2 separate regions of the Homo sapiens genome follow, and region 2 is linked to region 1. Evidence: read pairs that join two places in POLR2A ChIA-PET (ENCODE). Cell type or tissue: OCI-LY7. All regions are shown on one strand.

Evidence for each region. Peaks named below come from ENCODE experiments on the same cell type or tissue, not always from the same donor. Only the 100,000 strongest peaks of a DNase experiment are listed, where the experiment ranks them.
Region 2: POLR2A ChIA-PET joins it to region 1 with 7 read pairs; 3 of 35 experiments call an interaction of 5 or more read pairs at or near these places.

Annotation. Positions count from the first base shown.
Region 1 is chr19:11,178,461-11,182,460 of GRCh38, reverse strand. It overlaps KANK2 (KN motif and ankyrin repeat domains 2), which reads left to right. Exons shown (of 13, transcript NM_001136191.3): 5 at 3,741-3,908. Among named protein-coding and RNA genes, the nearest start is that of KANK2, 17 kb to the left of the region's middle. In OCI-LY7, no CTCF peak of the experiment used is centred here; DNase peaks (open chromatin) are centred at 2,280 and 2,550; H3K4me3 peaks cover 1,068 bases; H3K27ac peaks cover 1,784 bases.
Region 2 is chr19:10,950,773-10,954,772 of GRCh38, reverse strand. No RefSeq gene overlaps it. Among named protein-coding and RNA genes, the nearest start is that of SMARCA4, 8.3 kb to the left of the region's middle. In OCI-LY7, no CTCF peak of the experiment used is centred here; no DNase peak of the experiment used is centred here; H3K4me3 peaks cover 1,033 bases; H3K27ac peaks cover 2,229 bases.

The DNA.
Region 1 (4,000 bases):
TCAAACTCCCGGGCTCAAGCAATCTTTTCATCTCAGCCAAGTATAGTCCCAAGTAGTTAGAACTATAGGCGCACTCCACCACACCTGGCTAACTTTTTAATTTTTTGCAGAGATAGAGTCTTGCTATGTTGCCCAGGCTGGTCTTGAACTCCTGGCCTCAAGCGATCCTCCTGCCTCAGCCTCTCAAATTTTTTCGCCATTTACAATATTGTGGTAACATAGATAGAACATAAAATTTGGCATCTGGCCGGGCGTGTTGGCTTAAGCCTGTAATCCCAGCACTTTGGGAGGCTGAGGCGGGTGGATCACTGGAGATTGGGAGTTCAAGACCAGCCTGGCCAACATGGCAAAACCCCATCTCTACTAAAAATATAAATTAGCCAGGCATGGTGGCACACACCTGTAATCCCAGCTACTCAGGAGGCTGAGGCAGGAGAATCGCTTGAACCCAGGAGGCAGAGGTTGCAGTGAGCCAAGATCGCATCACTGCACTCCAACCTGGATGACAAAGCAAGACTCCGTCTCAAAAAAAAAAAAAAAAAAATTAACCATCTTATCCATGTTTGAGTATGTAATTCAGTGGCATTAAGTACATTTGCATCATTTTTTTGTTTGTTTGTTTTTTCTTGTATTTGTTGGGGATAGGATCTCCCTATGTTGCCCAAGCTGGTCTCACACTCCTGGGCTCAAGTGATCCTCCCCCTTCAGCCTCCCAAAGTCCTGGGATTATAGGTGTGAGCCACTATGTCCAGCCCATTCACACTGTTGCGCAACTGTCACCATCATCCATCTTTAGAACTTTCTCATCTTTCCAAACTGAAACTGTCCCCATTAAACACACTTCCCATTCTCCTTCCCCCAGCCCCTGGCACCCACCATTCTATTTTCTGTCTGTTTAAATCTGATAATTCTAGGGCTGGGCGCAGTGGTTCCCACCTGTAACCCCAGCACTTTCGGAGGCGGAGGCAGATGGATCACTTGAGGTCAGGAGTTCAAGATCACCCTGGCCAACATGGTGAAACCTTGTCTCTAGTAAAAATACAAAAATTAGCCGGGCATGGTGGTTGGCTCCTGTAATCCCAACTATTCAGGAGGCTGAGGCAGGAGAATCACTTGAACCTGGGAGGCAGAGGTTGCAGTGAGCCGAGATCACGCCACTGCCCTCCAGCCTGGACGATGGAGAAAGACTGTATCAAATAATAATAATAATAATAATAATAATAAATCTTGACAACTCTAGGGAACTCCTGTGAATCAAATCATGCAATGTTTTTGTCCCTTTTGCATCTGGCTTCTTTCACTTAGCATAATATTGCTCCACCTCATTTTTTGGCTCTCCCAGAATTTTTTTTTTTTTTTTTTTTTTTTTTTTGGAGACAAGAGTCTCGCTCTATCCCCCAGGCTGGAGTGCAGTGGCATGATCTCGGCTCACTGCAACCTCCGCCTTCCGGGTTCAAGCGATTGTCCTGCCTCAGCCTCCCAAATAGATGGGATCACAAATGTCTACCACCATGCCTGGCTAATTGTTATATTTTTAGTAGAGACGGGGTTTTGCCATGTTGGCCAGGCTGGTCTCTTAATTCCTGACTTCAAGTGACCCACCCACCTCAGCCTCCCAAGGTGCTGGGATTACAAGCGTGAGCTACTGCGCCCGGCCTCTCCAGGATTTCAAGTTAGGCGCCCTGCATTTTGGGCAGAGATTGAGATTGTGAATCTGTCTCCTGGCCATGCAGTATGTTTGTTTGTTTCACGTGAATTTATTGCCAAGTTTAAAAAGAAAAATCATAGAGGGACATAGCAACTGGCGTTTGCTCTCGCTCAGTTCCCCACTCATGAGTTCAAGCCTTGGCTCTGGCATGGTTTTTATGTTTTCTGTGGTATGAGCTGGCCACACCCTGGTCTGGGGATGCTGTTGGCCATGCCGATGACCGAGTGTCTCATGCAGCCGGCCCTGTCTATGTTACTCTTTGCCTATGTCCAGCATTTGGTCACCGTTCTGTACTAAAGTTGAATATTGCCTGTGGGCCTCAGGAAGTCACTGTATATGGCAAAAAAAAAAAATTTAAGGCTGGGCATAGTGGCTCATGCCTATAATCCCAGCTATGCGAGAGGCTGAGGTGGGAGGATCCCTTGCGCTCTGGAGTTCTAGAGCAGCCTGGACAATATAACAAGACCCTGTCACAAAGAAAAAAACCCCAACAACCTTTTTAGCCATTAAAGGGAATTCAAATTAATTGGTCTTCAGAGTTGGCGCCCCGGGGGACAGGAAGGGGAACCCCCGAGGAAATGCTGACACAGAAACCATGCATGGGCTGGGCGGTGCTGCTCCGGAGGTAATCCCAGCACTTTGGAAGGCGGATCACTTGAGCTCAGGAGTTCAAGACCAGCCTGGGCAATATAGTGAAACCCCATCTCTACAAACATTACAGAAAATTAGCTGGGCACAGTGGCATGCGCCTTTACTGCCTGCCGCTCAGGGGGCTGAGGCAGGAGAATCACTTGAATCCGGGAGGCACAGGTTACAGTGAGCCAAGATCGCATCTCTGCACTCAAGCTTCAGTGAAGGGAGTGAAACCCTGTCTTACAAAGCAGCCATATGTGGCCCAGGGGGACCTGAGTGGATTCCAAGACATTGGTGGCTACACAAAAAGGAAACTGGACTTTTATTCCACGCTGTTGGCTGGCAGTCCAGGACCTCAGCATCCAGGAAGTCACCTTTGTCCTCAGACCAACCTGGGTGGGTGTTTTTTGTTGTCTTTTGTTTTCTTTTGTTTCGTTTCGTTTTTTTAGTCAGGATGTGTTTTTTTTTTTTATTTTTTATTTTCAGGACAGTCTCTCTCTGTTACCCAGGCTGGAGTGCAGTGGTGTGATCTCTGCTCACTGCAACCTCTGCCTCCCGGGTTCAAGCAATTCTCCTGCCTCAGCCTCCTGAGTAGCTGGGATTACAGGCATCCCCCCACCACGCCCAGCTAATTTTTGTATATTTAGTAGAGATGGGGTTTCACCATGTTGGCCAGGCTGGTCTTGAACTCCTGACCTCGTGATCTGCCCGCCTCAGCCTCCTAAAGTACTGGGATTACAGGCATGAGCCACTGTGCCTGGCCACCAAGACGTGTTTTTATCTCTGATTTTTTTTTTTTTTTGAGAGGCAGGGTCTTGCTCTGTTGCCCAGGCTGGAGTGCATTGGCGTGATCTCTGCTCACTGCAACCTCCGCCTCCCGGGTTCAAGCAATTCTCCTGCCTCAGCATCCTGAGTGGCTGGAACGACAGGTGTGCACCACCACGCCCGGCTAATTTTTCTATTTTTAGTGGAGACGGGATTTCACCATGTTAGCCAGGCTGGTCTCGAACTTCTGATCTCAGGGGATTCGCCCGCCTCAGCCTCCCAAAGTGCTGGGATTACAGGCATGAGTCACCGTGCCCGGCCAAACCTTATTTTTAGCGATCACTCAGGCTCGAGCCAGGAATATGGGGCCACAGGGTTGTCCCTGTCCCTGACTAGCTGCTGGGCAGGCACCAAACTGGATTCTGCCACCTGCTCAAGGGGTTACCTTGGCAGCTCTGTGCCTCAGTTTCCTCATCTGTAATAATCCGATTTCCCTCCAAGGGGCAGGAAGACTGGATGTGGTAACACAAAAATCAGCCCTGTTACAGCTCCTGGCCCAGGGTGTATGACCCGCAGGGCTGTGGTGGTTTGGCTTTTATGACCAAGAGCAGACACTCATTTCCTGTCCCTCCAGGCCTCCCAGAAGTTCCTGCCGAATCGTCTTCGTCACCCCCGGGGTCCGAGGTAGCCTCCCTTACACAGCCTGAGAAGAGCACAGGCCGAGTGCCCACCCAGGAGCCCACCCACAGGGAGCCCACCAGGCAAGCAGCCTCCCAAGAGTCCGAGGAGGCCGGGGGCACCGGTAAGTGGTGGGTGGCCGCCAAGAGGGACGGGGCACCGGGATGGCGCCAGTTCGGAGTCTGGCCCTGAAGGACTCTCACAGCACCTCCGCTG
Region 2 (4,000 bases), 230 kb after region 1:
TCTTCCAAGACAGAAACTCAGGGCAATAGCTTTATTTTATCCAGTAGCTGTGGTTTTAACACAATTCAGGAAATCCCCAGCATTTCACATCATGTTTATACTAAGCATCCCACTTCTACCAACTACATATGGAAACCTGACTGCCCACATTTGTTAGAAATTTTGTAGGTGTTTTATTTTAGCTATATTGTTTTATCTTAAGTTGAATTTATTAAGCTCTTCTAAGATTCTGGCTCTGAATGATGGCACTTTGGGTCTCCACCAAGAGTAATCACCAAACTGGGTGCGGTGGCTCATGCCTGTATTCCCAGCATTTTTGGAGGCCAAGGTAGGAGGATCGCCTGAGCCCAAGAGTTTTAGACCAGCCTGGCCAACATAGGGAGACAGTATCTCTAGAAAACTTTTAAAAATAAGCGAGGCGTGGCAGCACATGCCTATAGTCCCAGCTACTCGGAAGGCTGAGGAGAGAGAATCACTTGAGGCCAGGAGATCAAGGCTGTGTGAGTCATGATTTCATCACTGCACTCCAGCCAGGGCCACAGAGCAAGACCCAGTCTCAAAAAAATAAATAAAAAGGAATAAACTATTGAGATGCACAACAGATGAGATGAATGAATCTCTCTTTTTTTTTTTTTTTATTTGAGACGGAGTCTTGCTCTGTCGCCCAGGCTGGAGTGCAGCAGCGGGATCTCGGCTCACTGCAAGCTCTGTCTCCTGTGTTCACGCCATTCTCCTGCCTCAGCCTCCTGAGTAGCTGGGACTACAGGCACCTGCCACCACGCCTGGCTAATTTTTTGTATTTTTAGTAGAGACGGGGTTTCACCGTGTTAGCCAGGATGGTCTCAATCTCCTGACCTCGTGATCTGCCCGCCTCGGCCTCCCAAAGTGCTGGGATTACAGGCGTGAACCACGGCACCCAGGCGAGATGAATGAATCTCTAGGGAATTATGCTTTGGGCGGGAACCGGGGAGGGGAAGCCAATCTCAAAAATGTTACATACTATCTGATTAAATTTTTTTGTTTTGTTTTGTTTTGATTTGATTTGTTTTGAGATGGAGTCTCGCTGTGTCTCCCAGGCTGGAGTATAGTGGTGCAATCTTGGCTCACTGCAACCTCCACCTCCTGGGTTCAAGCAATTCTCCTGCCTCAGCCTCCCAAATAGCCGAGATTGCAGGAGCCCACCACCACGCCCGGCTAATTTTTGTATTTCTAGTAGGGATTGAGTTTTACCATGTTGGCCTGGTGGATCTCAAACTCCTGACCTCAAGTGACCCACTCGCCTCAGCCATGATCAGTATTTTGAATGTGGGCGTGAATATGCAAACCTACATAGGAAGCAAATTGTATACAATTTACTACACACGCGCGCGCGCGCGCACACACACACACACACACACACACGAGTACAAGTAAAATGGAGAAAATCCACCTAAGATTGCGCTGGGCGTGGTGGCTCATTCCTGTAATCCTAGCACTTTGGGAGGCTGAGGCGGGCAGATCACTTGAGGCCAGGAGTTTGAAACCAGCCTGGCCAACATGGGAAAACCCTGTCTCTACTAAAAACACAGAAATTAGCAAGTCTTGGCGGCGGGCACCTGTGGTCCCAGTTTTACTCGGGAGGCTGAGACAGGAGAATCTCTCCAGCCTGGGAGGCGGAGGTTGCAGTGACTGAGATTATGCCACTCCGCTCCTGCCTGGGTGACTGAGTGAAAGTCCATCAAAAAATAAATAAATATATAAACCTGGGAGTGGCATCCACAAGACAGTGGCAGAACAGGTTTTCCAACCCTGAACTGGAGCTACTGGAAGTGTCCCAAGGCAAGCCAAGCCGGGGTTTCCCAAACATCACCTGCAGATGTGCTCTCAGTCTGAGAAGAGTGAGTCTGGGCCTCAGCAGGTCTGCTTCTCTCAGAAAAAGCATTTTGCTGTTCTGGGCTTATCCAGCTATTACTTTTCCCTGGGGCTGCACACAAATTCTTCTAGTGACTTTGTAAACATTTAATTAGGTAGGTAGTTAGTTACTTTTTGAGGCAAGGTCTCACTTGGTCACACCCAGGCTGGAGTGCAGTAGCACAATCATGGTTCACTGTAGCATCAACCTCCAGAGCTCAAGCCATCCTCTCGCCTCAGCCTCCTGAGTAGCTGGGGCTACTGGTGCGCACCTCCACACCTGGTTAATTTTTTTTATTTTTTGTAGAGATGAAGTTTCACCATGTTGCCCAGGCTGGTCTTGATCTCCTGAGCTCAAGCAATCCTCTCACCTCAGCCTCCCAAAGTGCTGGGATTAAAGGTATGAGCCACCATGCTAGGCAATTTTGTAAACTTGAAATGCACTTCTCTGAAAACAGAAGACAGCAACAGCCTCTTAAAAATCGTAAGTGTAGGCCGGGTGCAGTGGCTCACGCCTCTAGTCCCAGCACTTTGGGAGGCCAAGGCACACAGATCACAAGATCAGGAGTGTGAGACCAGCCTGGCCAATATGGTGAAACCCCGCCTCTACTAAAAAAAAAATACAAAAATTAGCCAGATGTGGTGGCACACACCTGTAGTCTAGCTATTCTGGAGGCTGAGGAAAGAGGATCGCTTGAACCTGGGAAGTAGAGGTTGCAGTGAGCCGAGGTCGTGCCATTGCACTCCAGCCTGGGCGACAAAATGGGACTCCATCTCAAAAAAAAAAAAAAAAAAATCGGCCAGGCGCGCGGTGGCTCAAGTGTGTAATCCCAGCACTTTGGGAAGCCAAGGCGGGTGGCTCACGTGAGGTCGGGAGCTTGAGACCAGCCTGACCAACATGAAGAAACCCCGTCTTTACTAAAAATAAATAAATTAGCTGGGCATGGTGGCAGATGCCTGTAATCCCAGCTACTCAGGAGGCTGAGGCAGGAGAATTGCTTGAACCCAGGAGGCAGAGGTTGCAGTGAGCCTAGATTGCGCCATTGCACTCCAGCCTAGGCAACAAGAGCTAAACTCCATCTCAATTAAAAAAGAAAAAGGCTAGCCGGGCGCAGTGGTTCACGCCTGTAATGCCAGAACTTTGGGAGGCAGAGGCGGGCGGATCACGAGGTCAGGAGATCGAGACCATCCTGGCTAACACAGTGAAACCCCGTCTCTACTAAAAATACAAAAAATTAGCCAGGCATGGTGGCGGGCGCCTGTAGTCTCAGCTACTGGGGAGGCTGAAGCAGGAGAATGGCCTGAACCCGGGAGGCGGAGCTTGCAGTGAGCCAAGATTGTGCCACTGCACTCCAGCCTGGGCGACAGAAAGAGACTCCGTCTCAAAAAAAAAAAAAGAAAAGGCTGGGCACGGTGGCTCATGCTTGTAATCCCAGCACTTTGGGAGGCCGAGGCAGATGGATCACAAGGTCAAGAGATCGAGACTATTCTGGCCAACATGCTGAAACTCCATCTCTACTAAAAATACAAAAATTAGCTGGGTGTGGTGGCTTGGGCCTGTAGTTCCAGCTATTTGGGAGGCTGAGGCAGAGGCGGAGGCTGAGCTTGCAGTGAGCCAAGATCGCGCCACTGCACTCCAGCCTGGCGACAGAGCGAGACTCCGTCTCAAAAAAAAAATCATAAGTGACAACTTTAGGAAGCCTACGGGGGCAGATGACTTGAGGCAAGGAGTTTGAGACCAGCCTGGCCAAAATGGTGAAAACCCATCTCTACTAGAAATTCAAAAATTAGCCAGATGTGGTTATAGCTACTTGGGAGGCTGAGGCATGAGAATTGCTTGAACCCAGGAGGCAGAAACTGCAGTGAGCTGAGATCGTGCCACTGCACTCCAGCCTGGGCAACAGAGCGAGACTCTGTCTCAAAAAAAAAAAAAAAAATTCAGAAGTGGCAGCCACCTCACACCATTAGGAGAGCTACTGTTAAAAATAAAATAAGGCTAGGCATGGTGGCTCATATCTGTAATCTCAGCACTTTGGGAGGCCCGGGTGGGGGGATCACTTGAGCCCAGGAGTTCAAGACCAGCCTGGGCAACAGAGGAAGACCTTTTTTC